Regions from separate parts of the Homo sapiens genome. Here region 1 is linked to region 2. A link is a loop called in an ENCODE intact Hi-C map of the cell type or tissue named here. Cell type or tissue: MCF 10A. All regions are shown on one strand. Links, peaks and the distances in the headings refer to the core of each region. The heading gives the core; the rest is flanking DNA.

The links. A loop is a pair of places that touch in the nucleus more often than their neighbours do. Peaks named below come from ENCODE experiments on the same cell type or tissue, not always from the same donor. Only the 100,000 strongest peaks of a DNase experiment are listed, where the experiment ranks them.
Region 1: it touches region 2 in a loop (18-fold over the local background); 5 of 110 quality-filtered maps call a loop at or near these places.

The regions. Positions count from the first base shown.
Region 1 is chr4:146,911,444-146,921,321 of GRCh38, reverse strand. All of the region lies in intron 4 of TTC29 (tetratricopeptide repeat domain 29), which reads left to right. Among named protein-coding and RNA genes, the nearest start is that of TTC29-AS1, 18 kb to the left of the region's middle. In MCF 10A, for the core only: a CTCF peak has its summit at 4,659; a DNase peak (open chromatin) is centred at 4,651.
Region 2 is chr4:146,581,961-146,591,838 of GRCh38, reverse strand. No RefSeq gene overlaps it. Among named protein-coding and RNA genes, the nearest start is that of POU4F2, 52 kb to the left of the region's middle. In MCF 10A, for the core only: a CTCF peak has its summit at 8,784 (motif pointing left); a DNase peak (open chromatin) is centred at 5,598.

The DNA of each region.
Region 1 (9,878 bases), core at 835-8,834, 330 kb before region 2:
CATATTCTTAGTTATAACTAGTAATTTTCTAAATGTTTAGATAGGTGCAATAAAATTAATATGATATTCAGGAAAACAAGATCTTTATATACAAGATCTTTTATATATACACAGATGTTTTCTAGCCAAAGCATTTTATTATGTTCTGGAAGTTTATCATATACATATAGTCTGTGAAAACTCCTGGCTTCACTGTTCATGTGCGCAGCGCACACTTACTTTGCAACGGTAATTAAAGAGCACATAATATGAAAGATTTATTTACATGACTTACAGTTCGGTAGTTATCTTTTAAGCATTCAAGTTTGATAGGGAAATGTATTCTAATTTTATTTTTAGATAAGGGGAAAATCAAAATATGTTGAGTCAAATGAGGAACTATTTCTATAATAGAAACTTAAAAACCCAAAGAAGAAATGAGATCAACTGCTGCTCTTAAGTAGTCAGAACTTGACATTTCTCTTAAGGTATTTCTCACCCAAGACATATAGAATATATATAATTTCTCACCCAAGACATACAGATTTCTCACCCAAGACATATAGAATATTTATATCTAAAAATATAGAACTGGAGTCATCTTAAGAATCATTTGGTTTCTTTTTAAAAATTTTATCAAAAAAGGGGCTCAAGAGAGTGTAGTTAATGGAGTACCAATGATTGATTTGTAAAAGATAAGTTTTATAAGTGTATATACTTTTTTCTCATGACAAAATATCATTACTTCACTAGAAGACATGCCATAGTAAGAGAAATACACATGCAGTTTTTGTTATTTACCCCTACACTATCTTCCATTACATTACTGAAAAGAGCATGAATAATGTTTTGTTTTCATTTTTAATTTATGTGATTTTTTTCCCTTTGTATTTTAAACGTTATATTTCTCTTAAAAACTTGTCATGTTTACAACTCAATGTATACTATTTTTCTTGCCATTATTTTTAATATGTTTAAAGTATTATAGGGAAATATATGTTTAGAGGGGGCAACATTAGAATATATATGACGAACCTATAGGTGTAAAGAATTGATTGTTTTACCTTTCTCAGAGAAAGCTCCTCATGTAGTTGTTTAGTATGAAAGGTTTTTTCTTGAAAAGGTTAAAAAAGTTCTAATCAACTTTTGTACATTATGTAGAACTTCATTTTCTAAACTCTGCAAAAGAAAGTTTCATATTTAATGGGGAATCATGAATTATTCCATTTATTATCTACTTCCTCCTTTCAAAGACATGATCTGGATAAAAGGCGGGGTGAATAATTTCAAAAAATACAATACATTTTTAATGGGAAGGTGCAAACTACAGATTCTCATGACTATTAGCAAGTGTAGAGGAAACAGAATTTTACTTGCAAAACTTGTCAAATTCTTGCAAAGATAAAATGTATGACATACTTTAGTAAAAAAAAATGCAGTGAGCTGAAGTTTTCTTTATAATGCAACTTGTTTTTACTAAGTTTGTTCTTTATATTCTCCAGCTTTTCATTTTTAATAAAAGTTTGATATTTCCCTGAATGTATATGGGAAGTTGATAGTTCTTTTATTTATAATGCTGTGTAGAAAACTAAAAGAAAATTTTAAATGATGTTATTTGAGAAAAAGTTTTCCAAACAATAAAATTTCAAAAAATGTGGAGGGTATCATAGAATTATGTTTCAAAAAACAGAGTGTCAGTGTGAAGATGGGTGGTTTTAAAAAGAAGAACACAACAGAGTGAATATCATATTCTATGGAGTTTTTTGTTAATAGAAATTATAAATACAAATTTAGACAAAAATGATCATTTGATGAGTGAGTATGATGATATTTACATGTATATTTAGTCCACTCTTTGTAGTCCTGTGATATGAAGCTCATTTTTTGTTTCCCTCCTCTTTTCCTCATGTTTCTTCTTGTTATATTAGGACACATAATACACCAGAATTGTATTACTTATTTGAATTTATTTTGTATCATTATAACTCAATTTAAAAGCTAAGATTATTTCCAGGGTTTATTTTTCAGCTTAGGTTTAACTGGTTTTTCTATAGTAGAGAAGTACAGTGTAATCTGAAAGAAAAGAACAAGAATCCATATGATTTGCTGCAGTTAGCCAAAGGTGTTTGGAGTCGTGTTGTAATCCTGGCTTGAAAATACTGTCCCTGAAAAATTCTCCTTTAACACTCATTTAATATCTTTCCATGTGGAATCTTTGGCTTAAAATTTTTCTACACAAATTATTTTGTATAAAGTTTGAATTTCTCAAAGGAGTTTGGAAGTAATAAGACTTTTATCAAAATTGCATATGTAATTAACCTCATATAAGGAGCTTTTCTTCCAATCCTTTTTTACCAGACTACTAGAGAAGTTTTCATTAAAGGCAGTTACTTTTTGTGAGATCAACAAATGTTTCTAAAACAAACAGTATTTTTTTAAGTCTTAAAAATGTGTATGTTTGAGGTTTTTCGATAAAGAAAATGAATGATGCTGAAGTGCTGTGCGACAGCTACCGTGGGTAACTATTTTGGTAATACTTTCTATTGTCTGATGAATAGTTTATCCATTCCTGGTTGATAACAATTACTGTACTTGAAATATTTGATTAAATGGGAATCACTTGAATAAATAACTTTGAGCAAGTGGGCACATAAAAAATGCCTTTATGTTATTAAGGAAATTATCTAAAGTTATTGTAAAGATTATAGTCCTGTACTATTTGCTAAATAAGCATGCTTTCCTCTGATATTTGTTAATAATCATCAATGAAAATATAGTTTGGTTTATAAACATTTGTTGATCTCACAAAAAGTGACTGCCTTTAATGCAAAACATCAGTTCTATCAAAATAGAATCTGTGAAATAATTTCTGTCCCATTCTACACAAATATTTCATAACTTCTAAAATATAATCACCCATGTTGAAATGAATTCTTATCAGGCTATTGAGAGAATCTTTACTGATCAAATTTTTAGATATTTTTATTATTCGTTGAGTTATATTAGTGATAGTACTATTTACAAAATGCCAGAGGATAAACTTTATTCCTTAATTATTACTAGTTTTTTTCTTAAAAAATAAAGGTTGAACTTAGGTTAGTTTTTTCAAAATAGCATTTTTCAATTTGTATATATACTTTTAAAATGTTGAAATTCTGACTATGCTTTTCTTTATTATTAATAGATAAAAAATCCAAAAATACAAAGCAAAACTTGCATATGTAACAGTTTCGTCTAAAGTTCAAATTAGTAAACGCGTAACTGTTTTGATAATCACATAAAAATTCTATTCCATAAAATGTTCTGGGGGGCAGATTTTATTTATGTATTTAAAATTGTTAAATTGGCCTATCTACCTAAATTGAGTCTAAATCAAAACTGAAACAGAATGCTATATTAATATTTATATTCTGACTTTTTGGTAATATTTTTATATTGCTTAATTTTTTCAGTTCATATAATAAAAGATGAAATCATTTATTTGGATAGCAATTCTAAGAAATTTTTAGAAAAATTATAAATTAATATATTGCATTAGACAATCTCTTTGGAATGAAGCTAAAATGTTATGTGACTCTTTACAAGGAGAATTTTATATAATTTTTATATATAATTTTATATAAATTGTGTATCATATAATTTAATATAAGTAATATAATATAAAATTTATATAATGCATAATTTTATATAAATATATAATATATAATTTATATAATATCTAATTATATATTATAAATAATATATAATGTATATAATATCTAATTGCATTTTATAAAAATTACATATAAATTATATAAATTTTACAGCAATATATAAAATATATAATGGTAAAATATAAGCATATCACAATATTTATACTTTCAAATTATATTTTTAATCTCTCAAAGTGAATATGGTCTATAAATTCTGCAAAAAAATCAAGATCATTATAATGGCTGTGATATTTAAATTATATGATTAGTCATAACATAATATTATAAAAAGAGCTTTTTAATTAAAATATGTTAAATTATAATACATTGAAATGATTGTATTGTGTTCATTATATGTTCAATATTCTTTAAGGAGGTTCTGAAATGTTTAGAGGACATTAATAACAATGTTCATTTTAATGATGAATTCTAGTTGTAATGACTATAATGAAAAATTCTTCTGATCCAAGTATAATAAATTCTACTTTTTGAGATGTTAACATGTAATAATTAAATTAAATCATATAGAAAATAAGCAGTAGTCATATTATTTATGATTGGTGGATGTATGAGATACAAAATGATTTGTTTTAGAGAATCCATCATAATTTAAAAGTGCTTTATATATATATTTTATTTGGATTAATAAAAATTTCTCATTAAATATGTGAATGTTTAAGTATAAAATATTTTTCTAATTTTTCCAAAAATAAGAATTGGATGCTTTGAAAACTGTTAATCTATGGTATGCCACCTGCCCTATTTACATTTTTAACAGTTGAATATTTGTTAACTGATCTCATAGACAGCTACATGTTTTGCTGTTACCAGATGGATGAGATAGAATACCATGCATAACTTTACATTTATCTTCTTTGTCAACTTATTTGCATATCAATTAAAATAATATCTGTATTAGGATGGATAGTGAAAGTTACCAAATTTACATGATGTAACTGCAGTTTGCTAAATTTCCAGTAGATGCCCCCAGAGACCAGTCAACTCATTGGAAATCATGTAAATTTAAAGACCTTTTTATATTGAAACTTCTTTCTTGCTATATTTTGAAGTGCATGGAAAATAAATTAAGAATTCTAAAAATCTTAACTCACTAATCTTTCTTACAAAATACATATATGGCTGTTGGTAGCCCAATTCTTAATCATTGCTAATCAATACTATGACTAATAATTGTGAACAACCTAAGCATTAAGAAAAATGCTTTCAGTTTTCATTATAATTCTATATGGCTTTAAAGTAAAAAGTCATTTTAAACACTCTCAAATTTTTTGTCTTTTTAACTTCTCTCTCTTTATACATTTATATGGCTAGGAAAATGCTATATTGTTATTTTAGCTTTTGGGAAAAAATAGCATTTTTACCAAAAACTATAAAACATAAACAACTCATATAATTTTTATCAGTTAGTAGGTGTATGTCAAGAAATGACTTTTTAAATTCTGATTACGATATACATAATATCTATCTACACCGAAAAAGATAGGTAAGAATAGTGATTCACTTTATTCCAAGGAAATTATATTAACTGAAGCTATTTAAGTATTAATTTAAGTCAATGTAATTATCCCGTAGGTGATTCCAGTAACATTTATCCCTACCATATGAATGTAAAACTGTTATAACTGACACATGGATAACCCACTCGTGACTTATAAATATTAACTTAATGAAATAAAAGTATTATCCTGACTTTTGATTAGATGTTACATATCTTTTGATTTTATCTTTGTCAGATTAAATGAAAATTTTATGATCTTGTTTTAAAGTACGGTTTTTTTATTGAACCGCTTTTGAAATATTTCACTGACTGTAAAGCTTCATCTTGATTCCATAATTCAGTTTATCCTATGAAAAAAATATGTTAAATATATCAGTCATATAATTGAATATACAATAATGCCTTTGATTTTAAAAATTCACCTAATAACTTATACAAAGACCTACTTAGGTGGTTTTATATTACTTGTTAGATTTATTAGTTTAGGTGCAGAGAAAGTAAAATAAATTGTAATTTCTATTCATTGCATCTATTCATCTTTTTTATATTTATAGAAGTATATGCTTTTTATCCTTTTAAATGTTTGTCTTTGTCAGTGTTTTTCCCGTTAGAGTTTACACCCTTGAGTGGGAACCATATCCATTTAATTTGCTCTTCCTGGATGCTGCTGGCTGTCTGCTCTCTCCTTTTAAAGAGAAGGATTTTCTGGGGGAGTCACAAAATGATACTGATCTCTGTCTCCAACCCAACCTAAACATGGATTGCCATGGATAAAGAGAATGGCTTACCAATTGAAAGATTGCATCATAATTGTCAAATAACATCAAATTCCTAATCAATGCAATAAATAAAACATTGTGTGGAGGAGGAGAAGAAGAAAAAGCAACAATACATGATATAATAGGAGGCAATGTAGGGAAATGGGAAGAATTCAGAATTTGCAACCAGAGGGAGCTGGGTGTGAATTCCAACTCTGCCATTTACTATTAATAACTTGTATGGCTTTGGGCAATTCACAACCTCACTGAAGACAGGTTTTTTAATTTGTAAAAATTGAAGTAGTTCTTTATACAGTTATTGTGCCAGTTAGAAATGATGTCTACACAGTGCCTGACACATTGTGGGTGTTCTATAAATAGTAGCTATTCAAAATAGTTTAAGGCAGAATTTTAAAACACTATAATATCTCCATGGCTGTTTAGCAGTAAATTCTCCATTTCCCAGCATCTCTATATATTCACCTGCTGTGGAGTTATGCCATATTGTTCAGCTCTGCTTTCTGTCAGTCTCTAGATTTTTTAAATCTCTGCATTTTTTTAGGGAGATGTTGATGTGAATTCAAAACAATTAACAACATCTCCATTGAATGAATAATGCCCTTAAATGGCAATAAAACCCATATGAAATGCTTGACTACTTAATTTCATTCTCAAATGCATTCTCAAGCTGCATCCCTTATCTCGTTGCAGCCCCAAGTATCTGCAGTGGCAAAGATCTTCCTCAGGATACATTCAGCATGTCCACGAATGTGACAACTTTTGCTTCTGTGAATGGCACGTTTTTTTCCTGTCAGATGAACTCTCCTCATATTTCCTAATATTAAATCTCTCCATAAATTTTACCAGCATTCTCTATTTTCATCCAGTATCATGGCATCAGTTCAAGAAGATTTTTCTTTTTCTGATGCTTAAAAACAGCATCTGTTAATTTAGACTAATATTCATAAAAGTTTTTTAATGTGTAAATGAAACCAAAGCCTAAAAAGTTTATGGCCAAATGAAATAATGATTAAGCGAATAAATCTGAGTTTTGTTTATATTTCTATTTGTGTTTAAAACAATTCTCTTTCATACAGCAAGTGAACTTGGGCTATGGTTCTCTGTTATGAAATTTAAAACCTGAGAAATTCAAATCTAATGGTAGAGATTGACATTCCTTTTTTTTAGATAGCCGATTTATTTTAATAAAAGAAGATTTTCTGGTTAAAAGAAATAATTTGCAATAACTATGAAGGTTTAGATAGGAACCTATTTATTAAACCACTATAATTGTCTTTTCTTGCTCTCAAATATTAGCAATGAGGCTTAAACAGTAGCATATTTGTATGCATAGGTATGTGCGCATGTGTGTAAAAAATAGAGATGATACCAGCATAGTTCTATATGCATATTTAAATACATTTCTATTTGTAACATCATCTGTAAAGAATGATCTTTTTTAAAAATGTACTAGAAATTTTAAAAATTGATATCAGTTATATATCACAGATGTTTGAAGCTGAAAGGCATTGTGGAAATGATTGTCCAACCCCTTCTGAATCACTTAGTGTTCTTTGGTCACAGACAGCAGAAATGGATTCTGACTAAATCAAGTGGAAATGATTTTATTGAAAGGTTATGGTGGAATTTAGAGGAGAACCCAGATCAGAAGAAAAAGACCAGACCCAGCCCTCTCAAATGGACGTAGTTAGCAGGAACTACGAGAGAATCTTGTCAAGATTCTTCCAGATTGATTGAGCACCAGCAACCTCCTACACCTTTATGTTGCTTGCCTCTGGTTTCAGAATTTTGGGAGAGAGACCAGTTGGCCTAATTTGGGTCAATAACCCACTCCTTGGCTAGGGAGTCCCTGAATTTCCATGCCACCAAGACTACACACAACGTGGGATTGGTTATTTCTGAAATACTTTTAGAATGTGCCTCCTGTGGACGTGGAGCTAGATGCTGGGTGGACCAAATCCAGCAAAAGCACCTTCATCTTCCAGGTGGGGAAAATGAGGCCCAGAGTGATTTTTCTGGATTTCTGACCCTGTTGTGATTAGAACTGAGACAGCCTTCTAACTGCCCTATCTAGCATTTATTTGTATCATTTATGGTCAATTTTAATTTTTATCTATTTATAATTTTCTTCATTTTGGCCCCCAAATGTTTTCTTCACTCCTAGGAAGATCGGCTGGCCGCCAGTGCATACACATACAAAGGTGGCATTGCTTGTGTGAGCAAGATTACAACCCCTTGTCCTCTCAGGCCTCCTATGTCACCCCCCAAACTGCCTTCTAGGGTAACACGTGGAGGTCCCCTCAGGCTCCTGAAACTCCAGTTATCTGAACCTTAACTCATTATCTTTCCCCAAACCTGTTCATCCTTTCGTGTTCCCCTCTTCAGCAAATTACTAATTACCCATTACCCAATCCCAAAACCTGGTTGTTATCCTTGCTCCTCCCTTTCCTTCACCCTTGATATCCTTTGAATCACCAAGTAACCCATATTTTTGTCTCCTTAAAATGTTTTGAAATCACCTACTTCTCTCTATCCTTCCAGCTTTACCCTGGTTCCACCCCCAGCACCTCTCCTTTCCACAACCACCAGTCTCCCATCTGTTCTTCCTGCTCCCGGTTTTACCCTCCTCCCCTCCCTTCTCTTGGATCAGGTGTGAATTTCTGACTCACAGACTCGAGAATGCTAAATTGAAAGTCTTTATTTTTTTATAACTTAATTTTAATTCCTGGCCCTGAGCCTTGATCCTCCCTAGTGTAAAAATCCAATCTTGTCACTCTCAGGTAAAGTCAGTCCAATTCGGCAGTTTCTCAGGTTGTTCAAGATTCTAAAACTTCTTCCCCTCACCCTATTTTCCTACACGGAAACAGCAGCGCACTACTCGGGGCTTCAGGGGAGTAGAGTTACTAGATTTAGCAAATAGAAATACAGACCATACAGTTCAGTCTGAGTTTCAAAAACAAGAAATTTTTTTTTAGAATAAGTATGTTCTGTGCAATATTTGGGGAATACTGCTAATAAAAAAATCATTCATTGTTTATCTGATGTTAAAATGTACCTGGGCATCCTACATTTTATCTGGTAACCCCCTGGGGTAACAACATTTATTTTCAGATCTTGACCTGGAACAAGCTTGTCCAACCCAGTGCCCGTGGGCCACATGCGGCCCAGGATGGCTTTGAATGTGGCCCAACACAAATTCATAAACTTTCTTAAAAAGGCTATGAGATTTTTTTGTGATTTTTTTTTTAGCTTATCAGCTATTGTTAGTGTTAGTGAATTTTATGTGTGGCCCAAGGCAATTCTTCTTCCAATGTGGCCCAGAGAAGCCAAAAGACTGGACACCTCTGACTTCTAGGACTTTGTAATTGTCACTGCATTTGTCTGGCCAGTATCCATTCCTTCCTCCATCTTTGCAGACATAGCTCTAGTTTTGCTTGGGGGCAGCAACATGCCCAAGAGCAGGCAGGGTATTTGTTTTTCCAGACTCCTTGCACCAAGGTGAGGAGTGGGGCTGTGACAGGGTTCTGGCCAATAAACAAGTGGAAATCCGCTAGTGGTTGCAGGAATGTTTCATTTTTCCCTAAAATAAGGGATGCCAGTGCCAACCCACTTTCCCTTTTCTTCCTGTCTTGAAAGTAGACCTAATGTCTGAAGCTGTAGCAGCCCTGTAGCAACCAGTAAGGGACCAGAAGGAGGGAAAGTCAAGATAACCCCAGAGACATGGTCTTGAACTTGCCAGGCTACTGAACCAAGGCCCTCAGCTGCCTGCCTTTAGGCAAGAAAATTAGAAACCTCCATTTTTCACAGCACTGTGAGACAAGTTTCTTTTACTTATAGCTGAATGCATTCCTAGCTTATGAAGTCCTTTACATGTGTCCATCTCTGATGTACTTGATCCGTCTTTGTTCT
Region 2 (9,878 bases), core at 1,068-9,067:
CATGGTGGCAGGTGCCTGTCGTCTCAGCTCCTCAGGAGGCTGAGACAGGGGTATCCCTTGAGGACAGGAGTTCGAAGCTACAGTAAGCTATAATCGCGCCTGTGAACAACCACTGCACTCCAGCCTGGGCACAGTGATGAGACCCCATCTCTAAATAATAATAATAATAATAATAATAATAATAATAATAATAATAAGCCAGGTGAATGTTTTCCATAAAAAGTGGTCTCCCTCTTAATGAAAGCCTTATTAAACAACCTCAGAAGTATTGTGACTCAAATTCCAAGCCAACAAAACAAAGAATCTTAAGTATATTTTTTAAACTTAAAGTTAGCCTCAGTCAGGTACTTTGTGAACCACTGATTTTCTTACTAAAGAGAAATCAATCCGATCCTCCCTTCCATTATGTAGAGGGATGTGTGTGGTCTCAGGAGTGATGGATTAGAGAACACCAAGGAAAACATCTGTCACCTTATCCTTTTAGATGGAAGAAACTATTTTGTCCATGCGGATGGAAGGCCATGAAGAACTTCCTCTGCCATTACTAACTGAGGGCCCATTGTATGAATTGACTATGTGAAAGCAACTAGAGGCCAGGTCCCTGGTGCCATCGTGTGTGCATTAGCTTCAAACCATCATCAGAATGACTGAACCATGAGCCCACAAAGCTCTGTCTGCTATAGGCACGAACCCTGACTTCCCTCTGCAGTGATTCACAGCCTCTTCACCTTTGTCAGCCCAAGAATCTACCAGAGTTAATCCCTTCGTATTCTCCATCCCTGTTTACTTCAGCAGCCTCAAGAAGGCCAGATGAGGCCTCTTCACTCCAACACTCAGCCCCATATGGCTCTGTTAACCCCGTAATAATCTGACCTGATCTTTCTCCCTCCTGCCAGCAGTGTTCCTGTCTCTGTTCCCTCTGGAACTCACATCTGTCATCAACAAAAATCCCCCATAGCCTTAATCTCATCTTGCTGGAACTCTAACCTGGCTCTCCCCTGAGGACACTACTTTCCCTACAGTTCCCTCAGGTGGTGAATCTTTTTGTCTCCTAAAACTGGGCCCAGAAGTCGTAGCTATTCTCTGTGCCCTTCCTTGCCACTTCCAGGCCATGGTTTTGCCTCTTCCCCAAACCTCTCAACTCCTTCAAATCTCATGCCTTTGTGAATTCTACCCATCACACATCCCTGTTGCAGTCACCAAGGACTCCCAGATCACTCTTCATCAATCCTTAAAGATTTTTGCTCTTGGTTCATTGTCAACCTCTCCAGTCATCTTAATATCACTGAGCTAATTCTTCCAGGAAGGTGAGTTTGAGGGCCTTAACTACCTCTTTGAAATCTCTTCAGCTATCTTTGCCATTTATTCTCTGAAAACGTCATCCAACCTTATGGCTTTAAATGCTATCTACTGAGGCCCCCCAAATTTGTATCTTCAGTCCCTGTCTCTCACCCAGGCTCCAGACTTACATACCCAACTGGACACTGAAACTCTTCACTTGGATGTCTAATAGAATCTCAAACTTAACATCTAAAAAGTAACAATTTATTTATTTGAGCGATGCCCCTCCCACCAAAACCTGCCCTTTCTTACAAAGTGGTAACTCCAGTCTCCTAGCTAGTCAGGCCCAAAATATTGGAGTTGTCTTAAGTGCTTTCCATCACATTCCACATCTAATCTTAAATTCCATTGGCTCCACCTTCAAAACATTTGCAAAACCTTATTGCTTTGTACCACTTCCTCAGATACCATCAGCTCCATCAAAGATGACAGCCATTGGCTTCCTAACTAACTTGACTGCTGCTCTGCTGTCCTCGGCTTTCCCAGCCTATTGTCCACCTAGAAGCCTGAGTGATCTTTCCAGAATGCAAGCCGGATCATCACTCTCTTCTGCTTGAAACCCTCCAATGGCCCTCCAGCTCACTTTTTCCAAAAGCTTTACCCTGGTCTGCAAGAACTCAACTGACCTGAGCCCCAGATACCCCTTGGCCTTCCCTGTGACCCCTCCCCCTCCACCCCAGGCTCACTATGGTCTAGCCTCCCTAGCCCTGTTATGGCTCCTCCCATACCCCAGGCATACTCTTGCCTCAGGGCCTCTGTATTCACAGTTTCTCTGTCTGGAACATTTCCCCCTGCAAATATCCACTTGGTTCCCTCCCTCACTTCACTTAGGTCTCTATTCAACTATCACCTCCTCTGAGAGGCCTTCCCCAGTCCTCAATTTAAAATTGCACATCTACGCCATGACTAACTTCCCCTTTTTCCTTTTTTTCCCCACAGCACTTACCCTCATGTGATGCATTATATACTTTCTTTATTTATTTATCATTAGCTCCTTCCACTAGAACCAAAATTCTAATTTCACCCTAACATTTAGCTTTATGAAAGCATGATTTTATCTATTCATCACTCTATATCCCAGCAACCCATGCCCTCACTAAATATTTCTTTTTTTATTTGTGATATTTCTTTTAATACATTTTATTTAACATTCATCCAATAAATATTTACCGAGTACAACCTATATGCTAGGCATTGAAGCAATAATGATTATAAAATAGACACACATTTTGTCCTCATGAAGCTTACAGTTTAATGTAGGTGGGAGAGGCAATAGATACTGCACAGTAACATATGCTATGGTGGGGGTGGCACAGGGTGCCATAGGGGCAGAGAATAGAAGCTCTTCCAGGTTAGAGGAGATAGAATTTCAGAGATAAAACTCCTAGAAATTAAAGTCTTTCATTTCTGCTCCCAACTGCTTAGTTATCAGAATAGACTGAATATAGAACCAAATAATAAATGCTTTACAACATCCTCACAACATCCTATGTAGTAAGTCCTACTCTTATCAGTTCTCAGGTGAAGGAATGGAAGTACAGAGAGAGTGGCAAGTTGACAAGAGTTACAGAGATAGAAAAGTGGCACAGAAAGGAAACAAACTCAGGCAGTATGGCTTCAGAGCCTGTGCTTTTAACCACTATCTTAAACATACTCTCTGAGCAGCATGCATGTGTGATAATTTGTTAACGAATAAAGTCCTCTAGGTATTTTCTAGCTGCATGTATAGGTAAGGCTTGGTACAGACTATATGAATAGTTTGGTTTTCAAAAAAGGTTTTATCAGCATGACCTAGAATGCAGAAAGACTACTTTTGTCTAAAAATTAAAATCAAATCATCTTATTTGTACTGTGATGTGAACGTCTAACACTGGTATTCACTAACCATTAATATAAAAAGAATGCAGTAGGAGCAGCTCTTTGTAATCCCCCCTTCCCTCTGTCTTTTGACATTCTCTCTTTTTTCCCCCTTTCAATTCTTTTTATTTATTTATTTATTTTTATTATACTTTAAGTTCCTAAAACCATAAAAACCCTAGAAGAAAACCTAGGCAATACCATTCAGGACATAGGCATGGGCAAGGACTTCATGTCTAAAACACTAAAGGCAATGGCAACAAAAGACAAAATTGACAAATGGGATCTAATTAAACTAAAGAGCTTCTGCACAGCAAAAGAAACTACCATCAGAGTGAACAGGCAACCTACAGAATGGGAAAAAACGTTTGCAATCTACTCATCTGACAAAGGACTAATATCCAGAATCTACAAAGAACTCAAACAAATTTACCAGAAAAAAACAACCCCATCAACAAGTGGGTGAAGGATATGAACAGACGCTTCTCAAAAGAAGACATTTATGCAGCCAACAGACACATGAAAAAATGTTCATCAGCACTGGCCATCAGAGAAATGCAAATCAAAACCACAATGGGATACCATCTCATACCAGTTAGAATGGTGATCATTAAAAAGTCAGGAAACAACAGGTGCTGGAGAGGATGTGGAGAAATAGGAACACTTTTACACTGTTGGTGGGACTGTAAACTAGTTCAACCATTGTGGAAGACAGTGTGGTGATTCCTCAAAGATCTAGAACTAGAAATACCATTTGACCTAGCCATCCCATTACTGGGTATATACCGAAAGGATTATAAATCATGCTGCTCTAAAGACACATGCACATGTATGTTTATTGCGGCACTATTCACAATAGCAAAGACTTGGAACCAACCCTAGCCCTCACTAAATATTTCTTGATTGAAGTAAATCATCCAAATGCTGTAAATGCAGGAAATACTTTTATACTCTTACTTTCATGATGTTTTCCCCAGAAACCAGCACCAACTTCAATAGAAATTATCTCTGTTAACATTTCCAAAAGAATCACTTAATACCTACCAAATACATGTTGAGCACCTACTATATGCCAGACATTATCCTAGGTGCTGGGGGCATAATATTAAACGAAAAAAATATCTTGTGTTCCTGGATCTTCTGGAAGGGGAGATTGAATAAATATGCAAATAATTAAAATATATGGAATGGAGGATAGTCTCAAGTGCTGAAAAGAAAAAGTAAAGAAGGCATATATAAGATATCAGGGGTTGAAGAAACTGGAATTTCAAGTAATGTGGCCAGGCAATGCCTCAAAGAGAAGACACTTTTTGAAGGAAAGGGAGGATAGCAAAATGAGGAAGCAAAGAAGTTGTCAGCATAAATTGCATGTTCTAGGACTAGGAAGGAAGCCAGTGTGACTGGTGCAGAGAGAACAAGAGAGAGAGTGAAAAGTGATGAAAGTTAGGGAGGTAAAGAGGCCAGATCATATAGGATCTTAAAGGCAAGAGTTAGCAGCTTTTCTTTTACCCTTAGTAAGGAAGAAGCCACTGGAAGGTTTTGAGAAGATAAATGACATTACTTGCCTTAAGTTTTTCAGGATGACTCTGGCTATTGCGCTGAGAATAGACTGCAGAGGGTGTGGGCAGAAGAGAGCAAGGCTAGTACACTAATCTAGATGATAGCTGAGTGGCTTGGGCCAGAGAAGGAGTAGAGCAGATGGTGAGAAGTGGTCTCCTTCTAGATATATTTTAAAGGTAGAACTGCCAGGTTTTGCAGATACACTGAATGTGGGTTATGAGAAAAGTAAGGGAGTTAAAGATGCCACCAAAGTGATTGGCCTGAGCAAGTGGAGAAAGGTGATGTCTTAAATTGAGCTGGTGAAGGTTGCAGGAGAAGGTGACTTGGGAGGAAAAATCAGGAGCTCAATTTTGACTATGTTTAGACTAAGATGCTTGTTACGTATGTATACAATTAATGTGTCAAGTAACAAATATGTGTTTCTGGAAAAGACATTTTTGGACATCAAGTCTAGATTGATTATTTAAATTGTTTTTTATCATTTTAATAAAAGAATTGGAAGCAGCCTGTATAAGTCAAAATAATACAGAAATTTCAAGCAAAAATGAATTATTCCAAGGAGTTAGAAGCTCACACAATTATTGAAAAAATGGATGCCAGGAAAGATTTTCAGGAAATCCAGAAATTCAGTGATCATAGAGAAGCACTACTGATGATCACTTCTATTTTCTTGATGAGGTAGGATGTAAGGTAACATGCTGAGAATAAGAGGGATAAAGAGGGTTGTGGATAGGGTTTTTGAGGAAGCAGTAAAAGACACACTTGCTCACCAAAAAAATGTCTCTGCTGAGCCTGTCCCTGATTTCTCAAACAAATAGCTAGGATTGCGACATAATGGGATTTCATGCTGTTCTCCTGTTCTGGTGCAACTCTATGAACATTTAAAGTAGTTCTGTTTAAAAGCTCTTTTAGGAGCACAGCTACACACTAGCAGACAATAAGAGATGCAAGCAGAACTCAACTCTGAACTTGTGAAACGCAGATTTACAGCCTACCCTAGAGATTCTGATTCATTAGGTTTGGGGTGAGGTCCAGGAATTTTTCATAAGTACCACAGATGATTTTGCACGCTGTGATAAACACTGCTCTGAGTGGCTCCCAAACAGAAGCTGTTGACAGGAACAGCTGCTAAGAATTAGGGGTGCCTTTGGTTGGCAGTGGGAGCCACTGTCACCTAAAAGCAGCCTTTGAAAGCAGTAAGTTGCTCAGAGAGAAAAAGTCTTATTATAACAGAATGCTAAAGATTTCCGTCATTCATTACTCTAGAGTGAATCACCCTCCAAGGCCTACTGTCTACCCCAATAGCTGAAGAAGTAGAGATTTCTGGTCTTTTTTTTTTTTTTTTGATTCTCAATGAAGATAAGAAATAGCAATTCTCGCCAGAAAATTTCTCAGGTTAAGCTTATAAACTCTAGCCTTTGAATCATTTACAAATTTTAAAATAATAACCTGGCACGCAGATATTTAGCCAGGGCAATATGTCCAAAAGAAACTTTAAAAACATCAAGTTTTTCCGGGGCTAGTATTAACTTTCAACTGTATTTAGCCTGATAGGAGATGTGGGCAGAGATAATCATATAGTACTTTTAATTGTCAAATAAATACCAAACAGATCAACTTGACGTGATAGTTGCAGATTTTTTTTTCTTAATGTGTCTGATTTCATTTTTTACCCTAGATCAAGCTTGTCCAACCTGTGGCCCAGAGGCCACATGTGGCCCAGGACAGCTTTGAGCGCAGTTCAACACAAATTCGTAAGCTTTCTTAAAACATTTTGAGATTTTTTTTTGCCACTTTTTTTTTTTTTTTAGCTCATCAGCTATCATTAGCATTAGTGTATTTTGCGTGTAGCCCAAGACAATTCTTGTTCTTCCAACATGGCCCAGGGAAGCCAAAAGATTGAACATCCCTACCCTAGAGGATTGCTTAATCAAGGTGTAACTGTGCTAACATTAAGAAAAAGTTTCAACCATTTATATAAAAGTAGTATGCCAGAATAGAGTTGGTATGTTTTCCTAAAAAATTAAAAAATTTCTACTTATTACCAGCAACTACTTAACAGCCCATATTATTTAACTCAATGAATTAAATTAATCCCATGAAATAAAATATGAGATAGGGATGATATCTGAATTCATTTTTATTCATGGCTAGAGACTATGAAGATTCTTTTGACAAGCCCTTAAAAATCTTGTGGGTGATGTTAAAAACTTCAATGTACAAGTGCTGATTCAATTTGGGGGTGCGGGTAGGGACCTCCTGATTTGACACAGTCAATTCTATACAGAGAACATGAGACTAGAAAACCCCCAAGCCATACAAAGGCTGCTGGAGTGTTCACATGTTCATTACCTGAATTTTCTAATGCTGAACAACTGAGGGATATGAATATGCAAAGCTCATAGACTCTGCCCAGCATCAGCCTCTTTCAGCCTCTCCTTTTTCTGAAAAGGAAGTCACAGTGTCTCTGGCTTTCTAAGCTCTGTGTTCTGAATTCCCAAAGCAAGCAGGAGAAGAGAGGGTGTAGGTTTTTATGTGCTTGTTTGTTTTTATAGCAAAAACCAAATTTGCCTTTTTCAGAGTATGTGCTTCCAGATCAATATCAGAATTTAGCCAGTGACTCCTCATGCATTTGCCTCCCAGAATTAGTACACATGGTTGTCCCAGAGGCAAAACGAGAAATCTCATTGGCTCGGCATCCTGAACTGTCTCAAGTGAGTTGCAAGTTCTTGTAGTTTTCTTCTGTTTCTCTGTGTGTGTTTTTTATGATACACAATAAGTGTACACTTTATGGGATACATATGACATCTTGATACATGCATACGATGTGTAATGATCAAATCAAGTAATTGGGATATCCATCACCTCAAACATTTATCATTTCTTTACATTGGAAACATTCCAAATCTTCTGGTCTAGCTATTTTGAAATATACAAAGTATTATTAACTCTAGTCACCTTACTGTGCTGTTGAACACTAGAATATATTTCTTCTATCTAACTGTATTTTTGTACACATTTACCAACCTTTCTCCATCCTCATCCTACCACTTACCCTTCCCCAACTCTGATAACTGCCATTCTACTATCTATCTCCATGAGATCTATGTTTTTTAAGTTCCTATGAATGAATGAGAACATGAGATAGTTGTCTTTCTGTGCCTGGCTTATTTCACTTAACACAATGTCCTCCAAGTTCATCCATGTTACTGCAAATGACAGGATTTCATTCTTTTTTATGGCTGAATAGTATTCTACTGTGTATATATATCACAGTTTCTTTATCCATTCATCCGTTGATTCACAGTTAGGTTGATTCCATATTTTTTTTTTTTTTTCTGAGATGGAGTCTTGCTCTGCTGCCCAGGCTGGAGTGCAGTGGCGTGATCTTGGCTCACTGTAAGCTCCGCCTCCCGGGTTCACGCCATCCTCCTGCCTCAGCCTCCCAAGTAGCTGGGACTACAGGGGCGTGCCACCACACCCAGCTAATTTTTTTGTATTTTTAATAGAGATGGGGTTTCACCATGTTAGCCAGGATGGTCTTGATCTCCTGACCTTGTGATCTGCCCACCTCGGCCTCCCAAAGTGCTGGGATTACAGGCGTGAGCCACTGTACCTGGCCGATTCCATACCTTGGCTATTGTGAATAGTGCTGCAATTAACATGGGAGTACAGATATCTCTTTGACTTACTGATTTTTTTTCTTTTAGATATATCTATGTGCTTTTAAAACCCATTATTTGCACTTTATATATTTCTATAACTCTACGCTCAAGATTTGTTAAAACTCCCAGTCCTTTCCAAGAATTTGTGCTTGTTTGTCCATTCTATCAAACATTAATTTTGTGTAACAGTGACTAGTTCAGATAAGGATATCTCCTAAATCTACCAGTATACTTTACATTTTACCAAGTGGAAGACACACTGCCTTCTCTCATAGTCCATCTGTAACCTCCTTTCCTTCCCTTTTCCACTCTGTGCTGAACAGCAAACAGCAACCAAACTATCTTGGGCCAACAATACCATCTACTGGTCATGGTGATAAACTACTAAAACCGCTTGAGCATATTCACAAGCCATGTTCTCCTATTTATTCTATAATCAAAACTCAATAAATTATCTTGGAAATTTTTCAGCAAGTGAAAACTATATACACTCAGGCCATCTCAGTCACCAAAAGAAGCCCCAATTCACCACTCATCGTTGTAAACCACATTCTTGTATAGCTCTGTTCATTTCTTTATATGACCCAATCTCACACCCTTTCCCACAATACACTCTTCCACCCTGTTCCTTGGAGTTCACTGTGGGTCATTAGCAAAATTTCCTATATCCTTGAAGTAGTCTCTACATCACCTTCGTCTCTTTATTCTAAATGAAACCTGATCTTTCTGCAGCTATGAATAGTCACTGCCAATTTCAGCTTATCCTCCTTTCCTTCTCCCTAAACACATCCTTGCTTCCTCTGAAGTTCAGCCATGGGTCACCTCACTGCTCCATATGTCCAATCATCTACAGACTTCATAGTCACTTCGCATTATTCCTTGAAGATTCTCATGCCTTACCCACTGTCATCTCCCCAACAGCAGTTTTCTCCTAATTCTTGGTGATTTCAATATCATTGAAAAGATCCTTACAATAATCTAGCCCCTCAGGCTCTTGGTGCTCTCTCCTGCCATCATCTTGTCCTCCACATCACTCCAGCTACCTGTTCTTATGGTTGCACTCTAAACCTTACGAGTATCAATAACTGCACCCCCTTTCATGTCAATTTCAGATGTCATATACTCCCACCACTACTTTCCAAGTCTCCATCTCATTCTGATCATTTTCAAGCCACACAAGAAACATATATCTATTGACCTTAGCATCTATTTCTCACTTCCTCATATCTGCATTTACCTCTATCCTCAATTAAGATTCAACAGTTCAACATGATAACCATTACCTTATATAATCCCAATTCCCTTGTCCTTCTCTTCCACCATCAAATTTACTTCTTCTTAGTTAAATCCCAACTTCCACCTACTCCTTCCTGCTTCTGATCTGTTGGAAATGGCTGCAAAAAAAGTTATGCTAACAGATTTACTTTGATTCCTGATTGTCACCCTCAAGTGGGC